3 separate regions of the Homo sapiens genome follow, and regions 1 and 2 are each linked to region 3. The links are chromatin contacts, found by Hi-C or POLR2A ChIA-PET in ENCODE. All regions are on one chromosome and are shown on one strand. The core of a region is the stretch at or near the end of the contact, and the rest is flanking DNA. Distances in the headings are between cores, read along the strand shown. Region 1 overlaps SIK3 (SIK family kinase 3). Region 2 overlaps SIK3 (SIK family kinase 3). Region 3 overlaps SIK3 (SIK family kinase 3).

Region 1 (3,608 bases), core at 727-3,226, 150 kb before region 3:
TTCCTTCCCAATTAAATTGAGGTAGCCGTACTAGATTTATCTAACATGCCTTTCATTGCTCACATCATGCGACATTAAGCTTTAATTAGAAAGCTTTGGTTTTGGGACCTCTTTGTTTTCCCATAGGCTTTAACCTTGTTTCCTTTCTTATTGCCCAGCAGGAATTGGACTAGAGTTGGCCAAAGGTGGGATGAGGAGAAGAGGTAGGAATCTTACAAGAGTTGGTTGGAGTAAAGTTATTGACAGGTGGGAAGAAGTATTCCTGTGACTCTGTGGTTGTTCCCTTGTAAGATTTGAAGGAAAGTAATGAGTCAGGTCTTAATAATAGTGCCTCTATGTTATTTCCTCCACCCCATTATCTTTTGTCAGAATTGATTAGCAAAATGCACTTACCCAAGTATTTTCAGGGTCCCTGTTTGGATAGTCTAAATAACGTTGTTCTTTTTTTTTGTTTTGGAGACAGGGTCTCACTTTGTCACCCAGGCTGGAGTGCAGTGGCACAATCTTGGCTTACTGCAGCCTCGACCTTCTGGGCTCAAGCAATCCTCCCACCTCATCCTCCTGAGTAGCTGGGACCACAGGTGTGCACCATCACGCCTGGCTAATTTTTTGTATTTTTTGTAGAGATGGGGTTTCACCATGTTGCCCAGGCTGGTCTCAAACTCCTGGGCTCAAGCGATCTGCCCACCTCGGCCTCGCAACATGCTGGGATTACAGGTGTGAGCCACTGCTCCCTGCCTTTAGTTACCTTTATCAACCTATGGTCCTAAAGGTAGATTCATTGAACTTGCCTGTCAGTGCTTAAGGATCAGTCCTGTCTTAGTTCAGACAAGTTAAATTCAGGGTTGCATTCTGTCAACTTTGTTTCTAATCAGTGGATGATCAGATGATATTTGGAGAGGATTTTTAATATATGTGAATCTTATGGTGGCATTCTGTTACTTAATAAATACTTTAATTTCTTAGCTTTTTTCCCCATATTCTCCATAATTTTTGTAGATAGATGCTCAGACGAAGGCAGCAGTAGCACATGGATAATCAGAGTTTTTTGTTTGTTTGTTTTAACATTTCTCGTTAAAGTATAATGTTCAGCAATGGGGACCAATCTATACTCCTCATCTGTAGTCTGTCAATAAATAGGTTGCTCCGACTTTAAATTCTCAGCTTGAATTGTTTCTTTTTTGTGTGTGGAATTTATGACCCTCTGTGATGTTGACCCTACCTAAAGCAAGTAGAATAGCTACACCAGCAAAATGAAATACCATAACAACAACGTATGCTTATGTTTATATAGTGCTTACTGTGTGCCTGGCATGGCATTGAATAAATATATATATTTAATAAATAGAGTTGGGGTCTCGCTTTGTTGCCTACCTTGTGTTGAACTCCTGGCCTCAAGTGATCCTTCTGCCTCCGCCCCGTCAAAGTGCTAGGATTACAGGCATGAGCCACTGCTCCCAGCCAGCATTGAATATATTTTTTTTTTTATTTCATCCTGAGAACAACCTTATGAGGTACTTTCAGGTCATACTTTTATTACCCTCATTTTATACTAGAAAAATTGTGCTTTAAGATGTTAAGCAAATTGCCCAAAGTGCAAAACCAGTGTGTTGGAGCTTGAATTCCAAACCAGATCTGCCTGAGTCAAGCTTTTCTTTTATGTTCTTATTTACTAAAGGCTTCTTGAACAGAAGTATGTGAGAGTTGGGCACATGCAGCTTGGTCAATTCTATGTAAACCCGGTCAGATTCTGAGTAGTGTAGATCTGATAAAGTCAATGTGAATTTCTTATCATTCGTTGCAAGAGACTTAATGTAGCAAAAATCAGTATCATAGGAAACGAGATGTTACTGTGGTAGGCACACTGTTCTCTCTCAGCTACCTCATTTTTGTTGTTATTGGTGGTGGCTATTGCTCTGGCAACTACAAAGGCAGCATTTACTTGACACGGCGTGTATGCTTAAGGCAGAACACTGACTGCTTTTCATTGCTGGCAAATCCGGACTTCATCAGTACTGGCTACCTGTAAGGAATGTGAGCATGTTGGATTTTAGAACAGGAAAAACACAACTTCCACCTCATTTCACAGTAGAGTTCACTTAGGGATACAGACTTTTTGGTGACAGTAACTGTTACTTTCTGCTTATTAATTCAGATACTTGCATAATGCTAACCTGGTAGATATTGTCAGATGACAAGCCTTCCTCCTACATGTTCTCTATAAAAGAACTGCTAGTGACAAGCATTTTATTATATTAAAAATTCTACTTCATACTGTTTTAAGTTAAAATGTATTTATTATGAAGCCAATATTGTGAAATGTTTTTTTCTTTTTCCAGAATGTGGTTTTTTTTTCTTGTAATGGACTAAGATGCAGGCTTATTGTGTAGAATGAGGAGCTATTGCCCAGATGGACCTTAGTGAAAGTAACTTAAATAAGCAAGTAGATTTTGCTTCTGTTTGGGAAAATGATCTAAGACGGATGCTGGTATTTTGGGCAGGTGGAGACTAATGTTTTATCTCAATGTTTGCAACTTAAGTTCAGCCTACTTAAGGGCTGTCCCTTAAGGGTGTCCAATTGTTTGGCTTCCCTGGCCACACTGGAAGAATTGTGTTGGGCCACATATAAAAATACACTAACACTAACAATAGCTGATGAGCTAAAAAAAAAAAATTGCAAAAAAGTGTGATAATGTTTTAAGAAAGTTTATGAATTTGTGTTGGGCCACATTCAAAGCCGTCCTGGGACGCATGTAGCCCACAGGCTGGGTTGGACAAGCTTGGTCTAGAAGTTTTCTAGATTTTACTACAATGTTCAAATGGCAAACTTTAAAAGTGGGGAAAGGAATTTTGGGTGAGATAAAAAGACAGGTTTGAAAAAGCATACAAGTTCAGGGAACTGCAAATGGTTTCTTAAGACCAAAGCGCAATGTCAGTGTGAAGAAGTGGCAGGCAATGGGAAAGGATAAATCAGTGGAGCCCAGACAATGAAGGAGCTTTGTACTTGATGCTGAGGAGTGTGGATTTGTTTCTGCAGATAATGGGGAACTTCTGATTTTTCTTTTTTTAGGTGGACAGATAGAATCAAGTTTGCTTTTGTTAATTCATGTGACAATGTAGAAGGTGGACTGAAGGTAGGGAGAGTATTGTATTCATTGGAGACTCATTAATTGTTAGAAGACTATTGTAATCATTCAAGCAAGAAATAATGACCTAGGCCAGGTACAGTGGTTCATGCCTGTAATTTTAGCACTTTGGGAGGCCGAGGTGGGAGAATCGTTTGAGGCCTGGAGGCAGGGTCTTGCTCTGTTGCCCGGGCTGGAGTTCAGTGGTGTGATCATGGCTCACTGCAGCCTCCAATTCCTGGGCTTGTGATTCTCTTGTCTCAGCCTCCCAAGTAGCTGGGACTATAGACGTGAGCCACTGTGCCCAGCTCAAATTACTTTATTTTAAATTTTTTTTTTTTGAGATGGAATCTTGCTGTGTTGCCCAGGCTGGAGTGCAGTGGGGCGATCTCAGCTCACTGCAACCTCCACCTCCTGGGTTCAAGTGATTCTCCTGCCTCAACCTCCCAAGTAGCTGGGAATATAGGTGCACACCGCCATGCC
Region 2 (3,305 bases), core at 336-2,835, 210 kb before region 3:
ACCGCCTGGCCGACAAAGTTACTTTCTATGGGATCAATTCCTGAGTTTTATCTAACACGAGAATTTTAGCAATTAAAAGTCAAGTGCAGTTCAGATATATTAGTTTAGGTAATATTTTTAGTGTTTGAAGAGAGCTCAATTTGTAAGCCATTTAGCTACTAATTACCCTGCCTTTGCTGTAGAAAGAACTTAAATGAAAGACCTGTTTTAAGATGCCTTTTTAAAAAGCAGCCGTTGTAGGTATAAGAGTTGAAAAATCAAGATCTAGGCAGCAGTGGAGAATTATGAAGTCTGATAAGATAATATGCTAAAATTGTATTGTTAATTCTGATTTGTGACAGTGCTTATCAGTAGAAAAGAAATGTGATCTGTGGTTAAAGACTGAACTGCCACTAAATGTAAAATGTTTTTTAGATGAGTTGGAAGAATGCTGAACCAGTCTTTATTGCCCAAGATGGCTTTGAGTCAGCAATCTCAAAGAATAAAGAAAAAGGAGTTAAGAGTGAGAGGCAATAAGTAATATGCTGTTTTCATTTAAGATGTCTTGAAGAGATAATTAAAAAGTTGTAGGGGTATAGGAATTGTGATGTTTCTCTGGTGTTAATGAAGTCTACTATAAATTAGATAATACAGGCACTCTAAATTATTGTTTTTCCTTTTTTAAATTCTTGGCAGTTACTGACAAATTATACTCAGGATCAAGTTTAAGTCTCAGTACATGAATGACCCTGACATTGAAAACCCTGAAGGATGTTGACCTTAGTTTTGACCTGGCTTTATCCTGAGCAGCCTCTGTGAATTCTTAATGCTGTGCTCTTTAACAGGGGTACTTTTTCCAGATGTTTTTGATACTGTATTCATTAACATATAATAAAGTTATCAGTGTCCCTGAAGGCTAATTTTTTTTTTCTGACTGAATATGAGATATGGAGCGTGCAATTTGTACTTATTGGTATTAACATTACCAACAAGGTTTGTCTTTTTCTTATAAGATGGGGAATCTTAAGAAACTTCAGGCCAGGCGTGGTGGCTCATGCCTGTAATCCTAGCTTTGGGAAGCTGAAGTGGGGCGAATCACTTGAGATCAGGAGTTCGAGAACAGCCTGGCCAAGGTGAAACCCCGTCTCTACTAAAAATACAAAAAATTAGCCAGGCGTAGTGGTGGATGCCTGTAATTCCAGCTACTTGGGAGGCTGAGGCCCGGGAGACAGAGGTTGCAGTGAGCCGAGATCATGCCATTACACTCCAGCCTGGGCAACAGGGTGAGATTCCATCTAAAAAAAAAAAAAAAAAAGAAACTTCATTAAGAAGTTAAAGCCTGGGTATGCTCTCCTTGATAATTTCTTTTTACTCACATCTTTATTGGTAAATCAGGCCAGAAGGATTATTTACCTTTTCAGAAAGGGAAACTAGGTTCTACGGTTTGGTTACAGATAGCCTGGCAGCTGACTTTACATTGGGCAGAGGAGACTGCCGTACTTAGTGGTTCTGAGAAACCAAGAGAGTATTGCCTGCTACAGCTATGAGAAAAGGTATTGAATCTTCCCCCTCCTTTGTGGGGGAATTCCAATCTCACTAATTTATGGTTTCAGTGTAGTTATGGTCATAGCTTCTGAGACGTGGGTACTCATTGAAGCTAACAGTTTTAGAGAAAGGGGAGGGTGTTTAATTCCAATAACTGGTAGTTTATATCACTTTAATAATTTAGACCCAATGATATGAAGATTAGTTAGTATAAGGCAGATATACATGTAATACATTCTTTTAAATATTGTACAAGGAGTAAGAAACCCCTTTAAGTAGTCATGTAATTCATTATAGCAGCTGAACATTTCTAAGTGCAACATTATAGGAAACCAGTAAAGCTGATTTCTGATTTATCTGCAGCAAAAGAATTTAATATTCCAACTTCAGCAAAAGGCAATTAAAAACAAACTTAAATCACATTGTGTGCTTTTAATACGTATGTTTTTTTCCATGCTGTCTGATGTATTTTAGTTCTTAGTCATTTACTTCCATTAGTTTCCAAATTGGTTGAGGGAATTAAATTGGTAGCCAAGTTACCTATACAAGATTTTCCTACTGTGTATGTGAACCACTCTTTCTGGGAAAATCCTCCCGTTGGCACTTTTCTTGAAGGCATGCACTTTTTCCACACTTAGTGATTTGGGGACTGAAGCCTGCATTTAGCCTGTATTTAGTCAGAGGTGACAAATGGCTAAATTTTTTTTTTCCAGTTTAGAGATTGAGAAATGATTCAGAATTGAAACTAAAGTGAATTTGGACTTACTGTATTTCTTTGCAATTACTTTTAAACAATTGCTGTCTGTTACTATTAGGCATATTTTGGACCTATGGGTTCCATTTTGGGCCGATATTTGGTGTTATGTTGTTAAATTTCTTGCCTGGCTTAGATGGTTCATTGTTGAAACTAAACTGGAACTAGGTTTGATCAGAGGGCCAATGGAAATGCACGTTGTGGCCCATTTGGGGAGGACAAAATTTGACATATTTTTACTTTAAGAATTCTTAGGAAAATTTGGATAACGTGAGAATATATTTCCAAAGGGTTAAGTAATTTTCGAGGGAAAATCAGAAAGCTTGTAATTCCTACTGAAAATATTAGCCTGCTGAAATATTAGCCTATTTCCTACTGAAAATATAACATTAGCAGGCCGGGCACAGTGGAGTTCACGCCTGGCTAATTTTTGTATTTTTAGTAGAGATGGGGTTTCACCATGTTGGCCAGGCTGGTCTTGAACTCCTGACCTCAAATGATCTGCCTACCTACGCCTCCCAAAGTGCTGGGATTACAGGCGTGAACCACTGTGCCTGGCTTGACTTTTTTATTTAAAAAAAAAAAATCTATACCCAATTGCCCTATCAGTTTATCATTTACTCACTTATTTGAAACGGTCATATTAACATACACTCTTTATTTATTTATGTGCCTATACTTTGTTTTAATTACTGTATCTTTAGAATATGTTTCAAAATTTCATTAACTATTATAATTGATTCTCTTTTTTTGTAACGTATCATCAGCAAATAATAATTTGGACTCTTCTAATATTTCTGCTTATTTATTGACATTTTCAAAGAATAGCTTATGATTGATAATAATCATACCAGCGAATACAGTGCTTTTCAACTTAAATATGCACAGCAATTACCTGAGGATCTTATTAAAATGAAGACTCAGTAGGGCTGGAGTGGCCTGAGAGTCTGCATTTTGACAAGCTCCCAGGTAATGTTGACTTATGGGTTCATAGACCTTATGTTGAGTTACAGGGAACTAAGATTTA
Region 3 (3,558 bases), core at 347-2,846:
GGACAGCAGCAGGCTTGGCTGGTTTGAAGTACAGTGTACATGAAGGCATTAGTAGAAGCTAAGGACAGAGGTTTTCTAAAATGCATCGTCTAGATTCAGCTGTACTGTGAAAAAAACTCAAGTTTTTTTTTTTTTTTTTTTTTTTTTTGGCAGAGTCTCACACTGTCACCCATGCTGGAGTGCAGTGGCACGATCTCGGCTCACTGCAACCTACCCCTCCTGGGTTCAAGCGATTCTCCTGCCTCAGCCTCCTAAGTAGCTAGGATTACAGGTGTGCACTACCGCACCCGGCTAATTTTTTTTTGTAGAGACGGGGTTTCACCATGTTGGCCAGGCTGGTCTTGAACTCCTGACTTCAAGTGATCCAACCACCTCGGCCTCACAAAGTGCTGGGATTACAGGCATGAGCCACCATGCCTGGCTTTCAGGTTTCTTTTAAAAACTCCAGAGCTTACATTTTTACTTTACTGAAAAAATCATCAGATAATTTGCTGTTCACTTCTGTCACGAAAGGCTTATAATGCTGTGCCCCCACCACTCTGCAGGCAAGTGGGGGAGCTCACTCTTCTCAACCTTTTTGCCAGGAAGGAATGCCTGCTGTTTCTTTTAATGGTCCCTCCATCTCAACTGTGTTGCACAAGACTCTACTGTAGGTGCTGTGAGAATGCAGAGATGAAAGGATAACCTGTCCTCAGGGAGCTTCTACTCTACTAGGGGATGTAAAACAAGCTCATAAACAGCTTTGCTATGAAGTGCTAGGTACTGAGTGCTGCAAGAAGTATCACTGAGAAGAGCAGAGCTAGTGTGATCTTCTTAGCATTTCTTAAGGGTAGATGAACAGGGATTGTTGGTGTTATTTAGTTACTTTTTGAGTCAGGGTCTTGCTCTGTCACCTAGGCTAGAGTGCAGTGGTGCAACCACGGTTCACTGCAGCCTCGACCTCCTGGGCTCAAGCAGTCCTCCCACCTCAACCTCCTGAGCAGCTGGGACTACAGGCGCGTGCCACTACACCCAGCTAATTTTTTTTTTCCTTTGGTATAGATGGGGTCTTGCTATGTCGCCGGGGCTGATCTTGAACTCCTGGGCTCAAACAATCCTCCCTTCTTGGCCTCCCAAAATGCTGGTATTACAGGCATGAGCCACCACACCCAGCCATATTGGTATTAGTAAAGGAAAATTAGATGCCATCATATCAGTGTCCATGGTTACCTATTTCCTTGATGGCGATTTGCCACCAGCCAGTATGAGGCCAGGCACTGTGAGAGCACTAAGCAGGCAGCATGCCAAAGGTTTCTTCCCAATTTGTAGAAGTGTCAGGATTTCACATGCCCCATGCTGTCCGTAATCTCCCTGCCTGCCACCCTAGAAGGAAAAACAAGGTTTGTCTTTCTTCTATAGTGGTACACACACTTGATCTTTTTGACTTTGCAAATAAACACAGCAGCATAACCAATCTACACCATGAGATTACCAACTGGAACTCACAAAGAAAACCACATCCTCTTCTCTGAGCTCAGTCAGCCTCAGCTTTATTACTCAGGCCTCATAGAGCAGTAAAATGCTGACAGAGTGGGAGGGGTTACCCCAGAACCTTTAAGGGGAGTATGCAGTCACGTTATTGCTCCCATTTTCTCTCAAAACCCAGTAAGTGAGTCAGGACGAGTCAACATTGACAGATTCAATAGAGAATTGTGCAGGTTGCCCCAAAGTTCCCCGGGAAGGTGGGTGGCGTGCATTGTGTCCATTTGTGCACTTTTCCCCTTGTGTGATCGGACGATCATCCCACCTCTGCACTCTCTTAGCTTTAGTTTGATAAATATTCGAGCATGTAGCTCTTGGGAACCATCTTTCCTCCATGACTTTGGTAGCTGCTGAATTGGCATAAAGGGTTGCCAAAGATTTGATCCTGAATGTCATGTTCCTTGGGCAGTGGGTTAGTCTGTTTGTACCCCCCAAAATGGTCGATAGGGTCTTATTTATAGAGTGTCACAAAGGACTTCTAGACTCAGGGTCAGCATTCTTACCAAAAATCAGACTTGACTTATTTGGTCTTTTACAGTTGATTAAAGACTCTTTCACATGTGTTGTCTTTTCGAGCCCCCAAACAACCGTCATTTTTCAGATCAGGAACCTTGAGGAGAAGCTGAAAGATTTGCCAACACTTTGCTGGTGAGGGAGCTGGGTCCTGACTTCAAGTTTTCTGATCCCCTGGTCATGTATTTTTTCCTTTACGCCTCCTTGCCCACTCTGCACCCTCCAAGCACAGCTGCCAAGTGAAAGATGCTAGCCCTTCCAGGTCTTTGACCTACTGATGATACTGAAACTTGAGCAGACAGAGCCCTGGGGTATCCCCTGACTCCTATTAATACTCTTTTTCATCTGGCTTTTAACTGACATTTGTCTGTCCTGAATCAGAGGCTTCTCCTGGAAATTAAAGTTTCCCTGAGTCATTTGTTCATTTACATATGGGTATATTGTCCCTCATAATTCTGCAAGCAGGGTTCTGTGATTAAATCAATTTCCTTGTTTGTTTTTGTCAGCTGACTCAGCACGTCCTTATGCACTCAGAAATAACATCTCTAAACTGAATATAAATCATGCTAGACTTTATTGAGCCTTTACAGTGTAGTAACCTCTATGAAGCACTCCACACCCATGGAGTCAGTCCAGTTGTACAGATAACTAAGACCCAGCAAAGCAAGATAACTTGCCCGAGCTCCTGCTCCTCAGGAAGCAGCTAAGCCAGGATTCACGGCCAACTCTTCCTGACCCCAGAACTTGTGCTCATGACCCTTGTGCTCAACTCCAGCTTGGCTGAGGGATGAGCTCTGGGCTGGGAGTCAGGAAGGCCCCCTACATGATTTGTCAGGTGGTTGCTTGCTCTGTCTTGGTGCCTACAGGCATCAGACCTGAAGGCGGGGAAGACAGCAGACAAGGCAGAGCCCAAAGGAGGGTGGGTGTTTTGGTTTGCAGAGGCCCCATTCTCAGGGATAAAAACAAGTCTGAGAGAGGGAAGGAAAAGAGCCTTAAAAGACACAGCAAACAAACCAAAACACTGAGGCCTCCAGAAGAGGCAGGAAGGCTCCAACCAGGACTATATACATTTTGTTAGCTTTGCTGTTTCCTCATGGTTAGTAATGATGTTTTAAAAATCTTTAAACAGGAGAGCGCTCATGTTTGTCCTTGCGGAGAGCAAAGAGATGCAACTGATGAGATTTGCATCCAACTATATAATCAGGCTTAAAGGAAAAAAGCACCCCGAGGAATTGAGTGGATGATGTTAGTTATCAAAGAAGACAATATAGGTTTTTGAAAAAGTAAGAAGCGGCTGCTCGCATTGCTTCTTGGCAAAGCAGACAGAATCACCATTTCCTCACTCCCACACAACCATGTTGCCCCACTTCCTGCCAGTGGTTTTTGGTTGGCCCTGGCGCCAACATGCGAGCAGTGCCCACTGAGAGGAATTGGGCAGAGTGGGTAGGACGGGCGGGCTAATCCCACAGAGCAAGTCCTGGTGTAGGTTTTCTTTTATCTTCTCTCTGCTGGCTTTTAGCTTTC

What was found. Hi-C counts contacts between places; a loop is a spot of excess contacts on that map. ChIA-PET counts read pairs that join two places held with the same protein, here RNA polymerase II (POLR2A). Pooled maps may share reads with other maps.
Region 1: a pooled map shows a loop between it and region 3 (4-fold over the local background). The contact joins two enhancer-like sites. A Hi-C loop is called at or near these places in 1 of 168 maps with a recorded cell type or tissue (PC-3) and 5 of 50 pooled maps. POLR2A ChIA-PET finds 5 or more read pairs at or near these places in 5 of 52 experiments (AG04450, H1, K562 and 2 more).
Region 2: a loop to region 3 is called in a pooled map, with 9 times the contacts of the local background. The contact joins two enhancer-like sites. A Hi-C loop is called at or near these places in 1 of 37 single-sample maps with no recorded cell type and 9 of 50 pooled maps. POLR2A ChIA-PET finds 5 or more read pairs at or near these places in 9 of 52 experiments (AG04450, HepG2, T-cell and 4 more).

Annotation. Positions count from the first base shown.
Region 1 is chr11:117,001,364-117,004,971 of GRCh38, reverse strand. All of the region lies in intron 1 of SIK3 (SIK family kinase 3), which reads left to right. Among named protein-coding and RNA genes, the nearest start is that of SIK3, 95 kb to the left of the region's middle. Within about 2 kb of position 1,976, at least 4 of the 41 ENCODE cell types and tissues checked have a DNase peak (open chromatin) inside an H3K27ac peak, as active enhancers do.
Region 2 is chr11:117,061,576-117,064,880 of GRCh38, reverse strand. The region is part of intron 1 of SIK3 (SIK family kinase 3); the gene reads left to right. Among named protein-coding and RNA genes, the nearest start is that of SIK3, 35 kb to the left of the region's middle. RefSeq lists a silencer at 271-471 and enhancers at 1,253-1,352, 1,533-1,642. Within about 2 kb of position 1,585, at least 4 of the 41 ENCODE cell types and tissues checked have a DNase peak (open chromatin) inside an H3K27ac peak, as active enhancers do.
Region 3 is chr11:116,851,674-116,855,231 of GRCh38, reverse strand. All of the region lies in intron 21 of SIK3 (SIK family kinase 3), which reads left to right. It also overlaps APOA1-AS. Among named protein-coding and RNA genes, the nearest start is that of APOA1, 16 kb to the right of the region's middle. RefSeq lists a silencer at 2,204-2,273. Within about 2 kb of position 1,596, at least 14 of the 41 ENCODE cell types and tissues checked have a DNase peak (open chromatin) inside an H3K27ac peak, as active enhancers do.